Linked DNA regions of Mus musculus: region 2 is linked to region 1. A link is a loop called in an ENCODE intact Hi-C map of the cell type or tissue named here. Cell type or tissue: left cerebral cortex. All regions are shown on one strand. Links, peaks and the distances in the headings refer to the core of each region. The heading gives the core; the rest is flanking DNA.

Region 1 (4,401 bases), core at 322-4,321:
TATCCTGCTAACTGGCAAAAACCAACTAGGACTTCATTCCTACCAATATTTTGAGCTTTCTACTGTTTAACTGAAAAACTTCCTAACAGCAAAAAGCAGATGTCAGAGGGAAAAGGTCCACATTTTGTGCTTCATTTAAAGATACAAAAGAACGCCATCTTGTTTGAAACTTGCAACTCTTCTGGTTAACACCAACAGATTTGTTCCTGTGTAACAATGTGTTCAAAGCACATTGACACCGTAGTACTTGAGGGGAAAATGACACAGCTGTAAGCCTACCTTATTCTTTCCCAAGCTACCCTGTCACAAACAAGTTCATTTATTTAAAAAGAAACAAAAGGCTCCCATGGTCACTACAATAAAAAGCAAAACGAATCATAATCAGCACAGTGTGTGAGGAAAGAGGTTCTATTACATACACAAATTTTATAAAATGATTTCCTTCTTGGACGATATTGAGATTATAATTGTGAATACTAAATATATGCAATGTCAAACTCCATCCCAGGCGATGTTTGCCAACAGCACTCGAAATGCTTAACTGGTACTTTCTGGTTACTATGACTACCGAATTGTACAAAGCTTGTTCCAGTTGTCTGAAATTTAAGTTGGGGCAGAACAGAGTACAATACTGGAAAGCTGCAACTGGACCCTGGGAGAGTCTTTTCACAGGCTTCTCTTCAATCGGGTTGGTTTTTCTTGGCTGTTTGCTCTAAGAAGCAATCAACCAACCAGGTTTCCAAGTGTAGGGTTTATGAGTATGGAATTGCATGGCACTTAAAAGTGACTTACAATCAAATCACTACTCCACCTAGTTATGTAATCTCCTTCCCAAGATCAAGTCAGTTGGAGGGTTTTTTTTTTGTTTGTTTTTTGTTTTTGTTTTTGTAAGCATCCTCTCCGTGGCTGGAGGGGTGCGAAAGTTAGGAAAGAGCAACTCAAAGCCCGGAGGCTGTGGTCACAGTACTGAAGGAGTCTGAGTTTTAAATGGGGGCGAGGGAGTTTCTGCGGGAATGTGTCTGTGTCGGCCAAGTGGCAGAACCAGGCCAAGAGGCCACACTGATCTGTTCGCGCACACTGACCGTAGACAGTGCCGGGCTGCGTGGTGGCCTCGGCTTTTAGGGTCTATGAAGCTGAAAGCCGATGCTGCGGTGCGGACCCAGGGAGCGCCCGTGCCTACAGCCGTGGGCAGGCCGCTGAGCCGTGCTGTGCCCGCCGCCAGCCTCAACGGCCGGCTCTGGCGAGCTTTCAAACGCCAGCCAGCGCCCCCCGCGAGCAGCGCCCGGCGCCGAGGCCGCCGAGGGCTTCCGGGGCTCAGCGTCCGGGTCACCTTGCCTCCGCTCCGGCCCGCAGGCAGAGCGGTTCGTAGTCTCGACCCGCCCCACCCACCGCGGCCGCGACCCCCGCCGCACTCACCCCTTTCCAGCCGGACAGGTTCGCCCAGCGCCGCCATCTTCTCTTCGGAGGTGCAGACCCACAGGAAGTGACGACAGAGGGGCCGCGGTGGACCAGGCCGAGAAAGCGGAAGGGCGAGGATGGTAGTAACGCGAGAGCTAGAAGGATGCGGGTAACTACGCAGAGCGGTAGCCGGGGACGCTTTGCGACCGACGGGTGGCCTCCTTTCGTGGGTCTGTGCTCGTCCACTTCCAACAACCTGAGGTTGAAAAGAACCGATGTCCCGAGTGTCCCCTGCCTCGGGGAAGTCAGGACCTTAGTTCCGGCCCTTACCCGACCGACGGCAGCCTCTGACCGTCTAGGCTGGTTTCCCCATGTCCGAGTCCTCTTATAAATTCTTAATATCCTAGCTTGATCTAATTTAAAAAATTTACAATTCGAATTTTATCTAAAACTCTCTTTGAGCAGAAAGGTGGGAAAAAAAACAACCGGGAGAGAACGCTTTGGTATACACGAAGTATTGTTTTTAGTTAGCCGATTCAAAATCTGCTTGTGAATGAAGGATGAAGCATAGATTTTGTTTTATGGGTACATTTTGTAATTTGTAAGAATTTTTATATTAATGGGTGTTTTGCCCTTATGTATATCTGCACCATTTACAAACCTGAGGCCACAAGAGGGCATCTATTCCCCTGGAACTGGAGTTACAGATGGTTGAGACCTGCCCTGTGGGTGTTGGGAATCTAACCCCAGGACCCCTGGAAAAGGAGCCAGTACTCCTAACAGCACTGTCTGTCATCTCCAGATCCTCATAGGGCCACTCTTGAAGACTTGGTGGACCCAAATATTTTTAGTCACTAATTTCAATGAAATAATTTTTGTGAAACTTGGATTTGGGTAGCAAAGATCATAGTCCAGTGTTAAGTTTGTAACACCTGCACGACAGGATTGTTTTAATAGCTGGTTGCAGGTGACCCATTCTTTCCGTTGAACTGCAGTTTTCTACATGTTGTTATTAGGTAGTTGAATCCCACCACTGGGCAGTAGCCTTCAAGCTTCCTCATGCTCCATACAAATGACACAGGTTTTCTTGGCTGACAGGAGCTATTCTTATGAGCTGGGGTTACACATTACTTACTTTTCCAGAGACTCGAATCTGCAGACTTGTACAAGCTACACAAATCTGAGCTTTATCTCTATCTTCTGCTCCTTTGGAGTAGTCTTTTTCCATGTCTTTGATGATAAACACACAAAAAATCCCAGAATTCCAGGCTTACGCAGAAGACCATAAAAGTTTCCAGAGAATAAAAGGTCACCTTCTAAGGACTAGAAATTGAAACAGGATGCACTTTCTTTCCTTAACACAGCTGGAAGGACTCTGCAAGCTATAAAACTGTTACAGAAAATTGAATAATTCTCAAACTAGAATTCCCTCCTTGTTTTCTAGAGCTTCCATAGTGAAGTATAACAAGCGGAATGTTTTAAAACCACAGATAATTGCCTCACAAATCTGAGAGCTACAAGTCAGGAATAAAGGTACTATGTTCATTTCTAATCTACAGGAACCCTTCCTTGTCTCTGCCTGGCTTTCTAGCAGTTTTCTGGAAGTCTCTGGTGTTCCTGACTTGTGCTACTCAGCATCTTAGTTAGGGTTTTACTGCTGTAAACAGACACCGTGACCAAGGCAAGTCTTACAAAGACAACATTTAATTGGGGCTGGCTTACAGGTTCAGAGGTTCAGTCCATTATCATCAAGGCAAGAGCATGGCAGCATCCAGGCTGGTATGGTGCAGGAGGAGCTGAGAGTTCAACATCTTCATCTGAAGGCTGCAAGTGGAAGACTGACTTCCAGGCACTTAGGAAGTTGCTGTGATAGCCCACACCCACAAGTGACACACCTACTCCAACAAGGCCTCACCTGCCTCAACTGAGCCATACCTTCTAATAGTGCCACTTCCTGGGCAGAACATATGCCAACCATCACACTCAGTCTTTGTTTTCATACTCACATGGCAGTCTCACTATTATTTTCGTCTGAGCATTTTCTTAGAAGGAGACCAGTCCTATTAGACCAGGGGAGGAGACCAGGGGCCTACTCTAATCCAGTATGACCTCAGCCTAAGCTACATAAACAGTGTGCTACTACCACTGACTTATGATTCTCAGGTATGTGTGGTTTTTTTAAAGGGAAGGAGCCAACTTATTAAGCTGATAAAATTATCAGGAGAGAAGTCATACTGAAAGACGTTTTAGGGGGCATGGGTATAGCTCAGTGGTTGAGTATTTGTCTAGCATGTCTGATATCCTGGGTTAACCCCCAGCCCCACAGTTTCATACTAAACATATAAATTCTTCTAAAAAATTACTTTCCATACATACTTTCTCAAAAGCAACTAGGAAACATGCTCCATCAGAATTAGGAAGTTATATTGCCGATGTAGCTTAGTGACAGAGCAGTTGTCTCAGCACTCAGAAAACAGAACCAATTAAGACGACCCTAGAATACTTGTTTCATTATTGTCTCTAGAGAAACATAACTAACAGAATGTGTACACTCACATGTGTGTACAATCATGGAACACAGACTTACTGTAAAGATTGCTTCAAGTGATCATGAAAGATAAGATATATCATGATCTGTGGCCTGCAAGATGGAAGCATGAGAAAGAAGACAGTAGTAGTCTCAGTACAAAGCCACAGGTAAAAAACAAACTAACAAACAAAGAAAAAAACAAAAACAACAACAAAAAAACAGAAGTTAATGCGGGTAGCCCTACTTTGTGTTTGGTGATCCCATGATCAGAACCGCTGGGCTAAGGGCAGAAGTATATGACTCAGTTTAACAAGAGAGAAGGCTGCTTTTGTATGCTCTTCTGTAGTATCTAGATCGTCAAATAGATAGATTAGATGATGACTACCCACATTTCTTCTTTTTAATATTTATCTTTAATTTTTTTATAATCCCACCATTATCCCCTTCCAGGTCTGACAGTTCCTCATCCCATT
Region 2 (4,401 bases), core at 129-4,128, 120 kb after region 1:
GTGACAACATCCCTGACAATAACAACTTCAGGGATGGGAGGTTTATTTTGGATCATAGTTTTAGGCTCTATCCATCACTGCTGGGGTGTCATGGCAACTGGGCACATTGCATCCACTGTTGGTGCTAGCTCACTTTCCTCTTTTTATTTAGACAAGGACTCTAGCCCATAGACTGGTGTTGCCCACATTTAGGGTGGTCATTCCTGCCGCAGTCAACCAGAAACTCTTTCACATACATGCCCAGAGCTTTGTTTTCATGGTGAGTATAGCTTCCACCAAGTGGACTATCATGGTTAACCATTCCAGTGTCAAAAAACATACACTGCAAAAAAAGACAGCTCTCTTAGCAAATCATGCTGAGAAACCCGATTATCAGTATATGAAGAACTAGATTCGTGTCTTTCACTCTGCACAAAAATCAATTCAAGTAGCATCAAAGGCCTAAAACACCAAAACTGCTAGATTAAAACATAGTCAAAATATGTTTAAGATATAGGCACAGGAAAGAATATTTTGAAAAAGACTCTATTACCATATTGTATATTATTTCAATATTAAAATAATTGAAAAATGGAATTACATGAAAATCAATGACTTCTCACAGCAAGGAAAGAATCAGCAAAACAGAGACAGCATTTAGAATGGGAGAAAAATCTTGGCCAGCTTTGTATCTGGTTAATATATAGGATCTACAAAAATCCTTAAAAAACAAGTACAAGAAAACCAGATCATACAGTCAATGAATGGATAAAAAAATCAGCCAGAATGGCTAGACAAAACAAACAAGCACCCCCCCCCAAACAAACAAACAAAACCCAAACAAACAAAAACAAATTTGGTGAAGGTTGTAAAGGAAGAGAAATCTTTATATTCTAGGTGGGAATGTAAACTGGACTATCCGCTATGGCAATCATGTGGAGACTCCTCAAAAATATAAAAATATAATTACTATATGATCCATATATACTAGTCATGAGATTATATCTAAAAGATTCTTAGTCTATGACAGATTCTCACATATCTGTGTTTATTGCTATACTATTTACAATAGCCAAGATATGGCACCTGCTTAAAAGTCTATCAATAGATCAGTGGATAAAAGTGGTATGTATATACAATGGAATATTTTGCAGCTCTAAAGAAAAATGAAGTTAGACGTTTACAGGAAAGTGGATGGAACTGACACTCATTGTGCTAAGTAAAGTCAATCAGACTCAGATAAAGAAATATTTTTGTGGTTTTGCATATGCCAAATATAGGTGTGAGCGTGTGTGTGTGTGTGTGTGTGTGTGTGTGTGTGTGTGTTGTATGACATGGAAGTGTGTAAGTAGAAAGGGCAACATGAGAAAGGAAAAAGAAACTTAAAAGGAGAGGGAGGTGAGGAACAAGAGACAGTAATAGAATGCATGTCATGAGAGCAGAATGGAGAAATGTTGAGGGAGGAAGGTAACCAACAGAAAGGCAAGAGAGATCAGGAGGACATTATACGTATGAGGGCGGTGGTTGAGTAAAAGGTATGCTAATACATATGGGTGAAAATTTTACTTGAAATCTGTTGCTTTGTATACTAACCAAATTTTCAAAAAAGGTTAACCAAAGGAGAAAAGAAAATTCACGCATAGAAAGATGACTTTAGAGATGAAAACTCAATGGAAAGAATTAATAGTAATTCTCCAGTCATCCCCCCATGCACACAGGAACTCTCATTCATGCAGGAAGTACTTGCACCATTCAGATTCCTTTCCAATAACGGATAAAAATATAACAAGACTGGATTTTAAAAAAGCGAACCAATGTGTATTTTTATAAATGCAATTGTTGGCATACAGACATAAAGACATTTCTTAAGGATCGTTTACATGAATCCAATTTTCTTGCCTCTACACAAGAAGCAACATTTTGGGTGATTTTTTTTTCCCCAAAAGCTAATTTTTAAGCTTTGTAGAGTAGATGCCAAGTGGTATTTTAAAAACACACATTTAAAAAAAGAATGTACAGCTTTGCTTGGAATACAGATGGAGCCTTTGTCAATTGAAGGCATTTTGCCTAAGGACACAGAGAAAATCACTTCTTCATAAACACATAAACTCCACTCTTCTGTGTCTGTTCATCTTAATTTTTGGAAGATGAGAAGAAGCAAAATAAGCGTCTCAAAATTTCAGTTATTTGGCAATCTCATTGCTCTGATTTTGTGTCAATCATGCTATAAAATGTATCAACTTTCAGATTAATAGAATAATTTTATATGAAGGAATAGGATAAGTTCTGGAGAGTTTTTAATTGATATTTTTCTTTTGTGTACAGAAAGTGGCATTCTGTTCTATATCCAAATTTAGTAAGTATTTTCATAGCCCTTCCTTGTTGCCTCCTGAATCATGGAATATATTAATAGTGGGGAAAATAGTATGATAGTCATTCATTCCTTGTGTTGTCTTAACACATATTTAAAGTGTAAACAGGGATCTGAAGACATGGGCAGCAGGTAAGAGGACTTGCTGCTGTTAGAGAAAATTTGTGTTAGGTTCTTAGCACCCACTTGGTGGTTCACAACCAACTGTAACTCCAGTTCCAGGAGATCTGAGAATCCAATATGCTCTGTCTTTTTTTTTTTTTTTTTTTTTTTTTTTTTAGCACTGCTTAACTGTGGTGCACATATACATATGCAGGCAAGCATTCATACAGATGCAAAAAGATAAGTAAAACCCTAGGAAACAAATAAATGGCAAAATAGAAATTAAAAAAGAATGTATGTGAATGGTAAATATCAGAGCCAAAATGTGAGCATGGCTTTTGTCTTTAACCCCTTTAGCATCTAAAGATAGTCTTTTAAAAAAGAGAATCCTTTAACAGGAAGATCATGGAAATTCTTGTTTATTGACAAGGAAATGTGACTATTACATATTTTGGTGTGTGAAACTCAAGCTGTAATTCAAATTATCACCAGGATTCTAATCTTTCTTTTTTGTTTTTTTCTTTTTACATTTACTTATATGTGAGTGAACACATGTGTGTGCATAAGTATGCCACACATGTAAAGATCAGAGAATAACTTATGCTAGTTGATTTTTCATTTCCACCATGTGAGGTCCAAGGATTGAACTCATGTCATTGGCCTGGATAAGTAAAATGTTATGTCATGTATTTCCCCATGCTTATGCCATTTTCTGTGAGCTGTAACTGTTCATTAAAACATCAATATGAACTAACCAGTACCCCCAGAGCTCCTTGGAACTAAACCACCAATCAAAGAAAACACATGGTGGAACTTATGTCTAGCTGTATATGTAGCAGAGGATGGCTTAGTCAGTCATCAATGGGAGGAGAGGCCCTTGGTCCTGTGAAGGCTCTATGCCCCAGTATAGGGGAATGCCAGGACCAGGAATGGGAGTGGGTGGGTTGGGGAGCAGGGGAAGGGGAGAGGGGATTCTCAAAGGGGAAACTAGGAAAGGGGATAACATTTGAAATGTAAATAAAGAAAATATCTAAAAAACAAAGAAACAAAGAAAAAAACATTAACTAGTGGGCTGGTTAGATGGCTTAGTGGGTAAGAGCATTGACTGCTCTTCCAAAGGTCCTGAGTTCAATACCTAGCAACCACATGGTGGCTCACAACCTACCATAGTGAGATCGAACTCCCTCTTCTGGTGTGTCAGAAGATAACTACAGTGTACGTATGCATAATAAATAAATCTTTGGGCCAGAGAGGAGTTGATTGGAAAGAGCAGGGCCAACTGGAGCGAGTGGGGTTGACTGGAGTGAGCAGAGGTCCTAAAAATTCAATTCCCAACAACAACGTGAAGGTTCACAACCATCTGTACAGCTACAGTGTACTCACATGCATAAATCAATCAATCAATCAATCAATCAATCAATCAATCAATCAATCTTTAAAAAACATTAACTAGGAACATTTACAAGATTGTATACTGAATTTATTAATTTATCCACTCATCATGCTCTGTAGGGTTCCTTTGAGTGTGTACTCAATGAGCTTGCCAACCTCGAACCACAATTTCCTCTTTCTAGCATGCTGTGCTTTGCCACACAGCAGATACTTCACACTGCTTCCCCTTTTAGGAATGCTATGCTCATCTCCTCTGCTTGATGCCCTTTGCCCATCTCTTCGCTGGCATAGTTTAGACAAAGTCTAAACTAGGTTGCTTTGGGATTTTCTTTGCCAGTGCAATTAATTTCTTTATCTTAGCCTCAGGTAGACTCCAGACAAGCATTAAAAAGAGACACATTCTTCACCAAAATATCACCTAGAACAGTCTCTAGTGCAACATAATAAAACTCCTTTCCTCTGAAACCTCTTGAGCCAGGCACCAACAGTTCAAATCACCACTGTCTGACATGTTCCTATAAGTATGACCTATTAAGCCCTGCTTAAACATTATCCTG

The links. Hi-C counts contacts between places; a loop is a spot of excess contacts. Peaks named below come from ENCODE experiments on the same cell type or tissue, not always from the same donor. Only the 100,000 strongest peaks of a DNase experiment are listed, where the experiment ranks them.
Region 2: a loop joins it to region 1, with 2.7 times the contacts of the local background. A loop is called at or near these places in 1 of 42 quality-filtered maps.

Annotation. Positions count from the first base shown.
Region 1 is chr2:109,887,937-109,892,337 of GRCm38, reverse strand. It overlaps Lin7c (lin-7 homolog C (C. elegans)), which reads right to left and starts at 1,460. Exons shown (of 5, transcript NM_011699.3): 1 at 1,417-1,460. The coding sequence starts at 1,453. In left cerebral cortex, for the core only: a CTCF peak has its summit at 2,077 (motif pointing right); DNase peaks (open chromatin) are centred at 594, 1,518 and 2,143; H3K4me3 peaks cover 1,824 bases; H3K27ac peaks cover 1,244 bases.
Region 2 is chr2:109,766,593-109,770,993 of GRCm38, reverse strand. No RefSeq gene overlaps it. Among named protein-coding and RNA genes, the nearest start is that of Bdnf, 75 kb to the right of the region's middle. In left cerebral cortex, for the core only: no CTCF peak of the experiment used is centred there; a DNase peak (open chromatin) is centred at 1,986.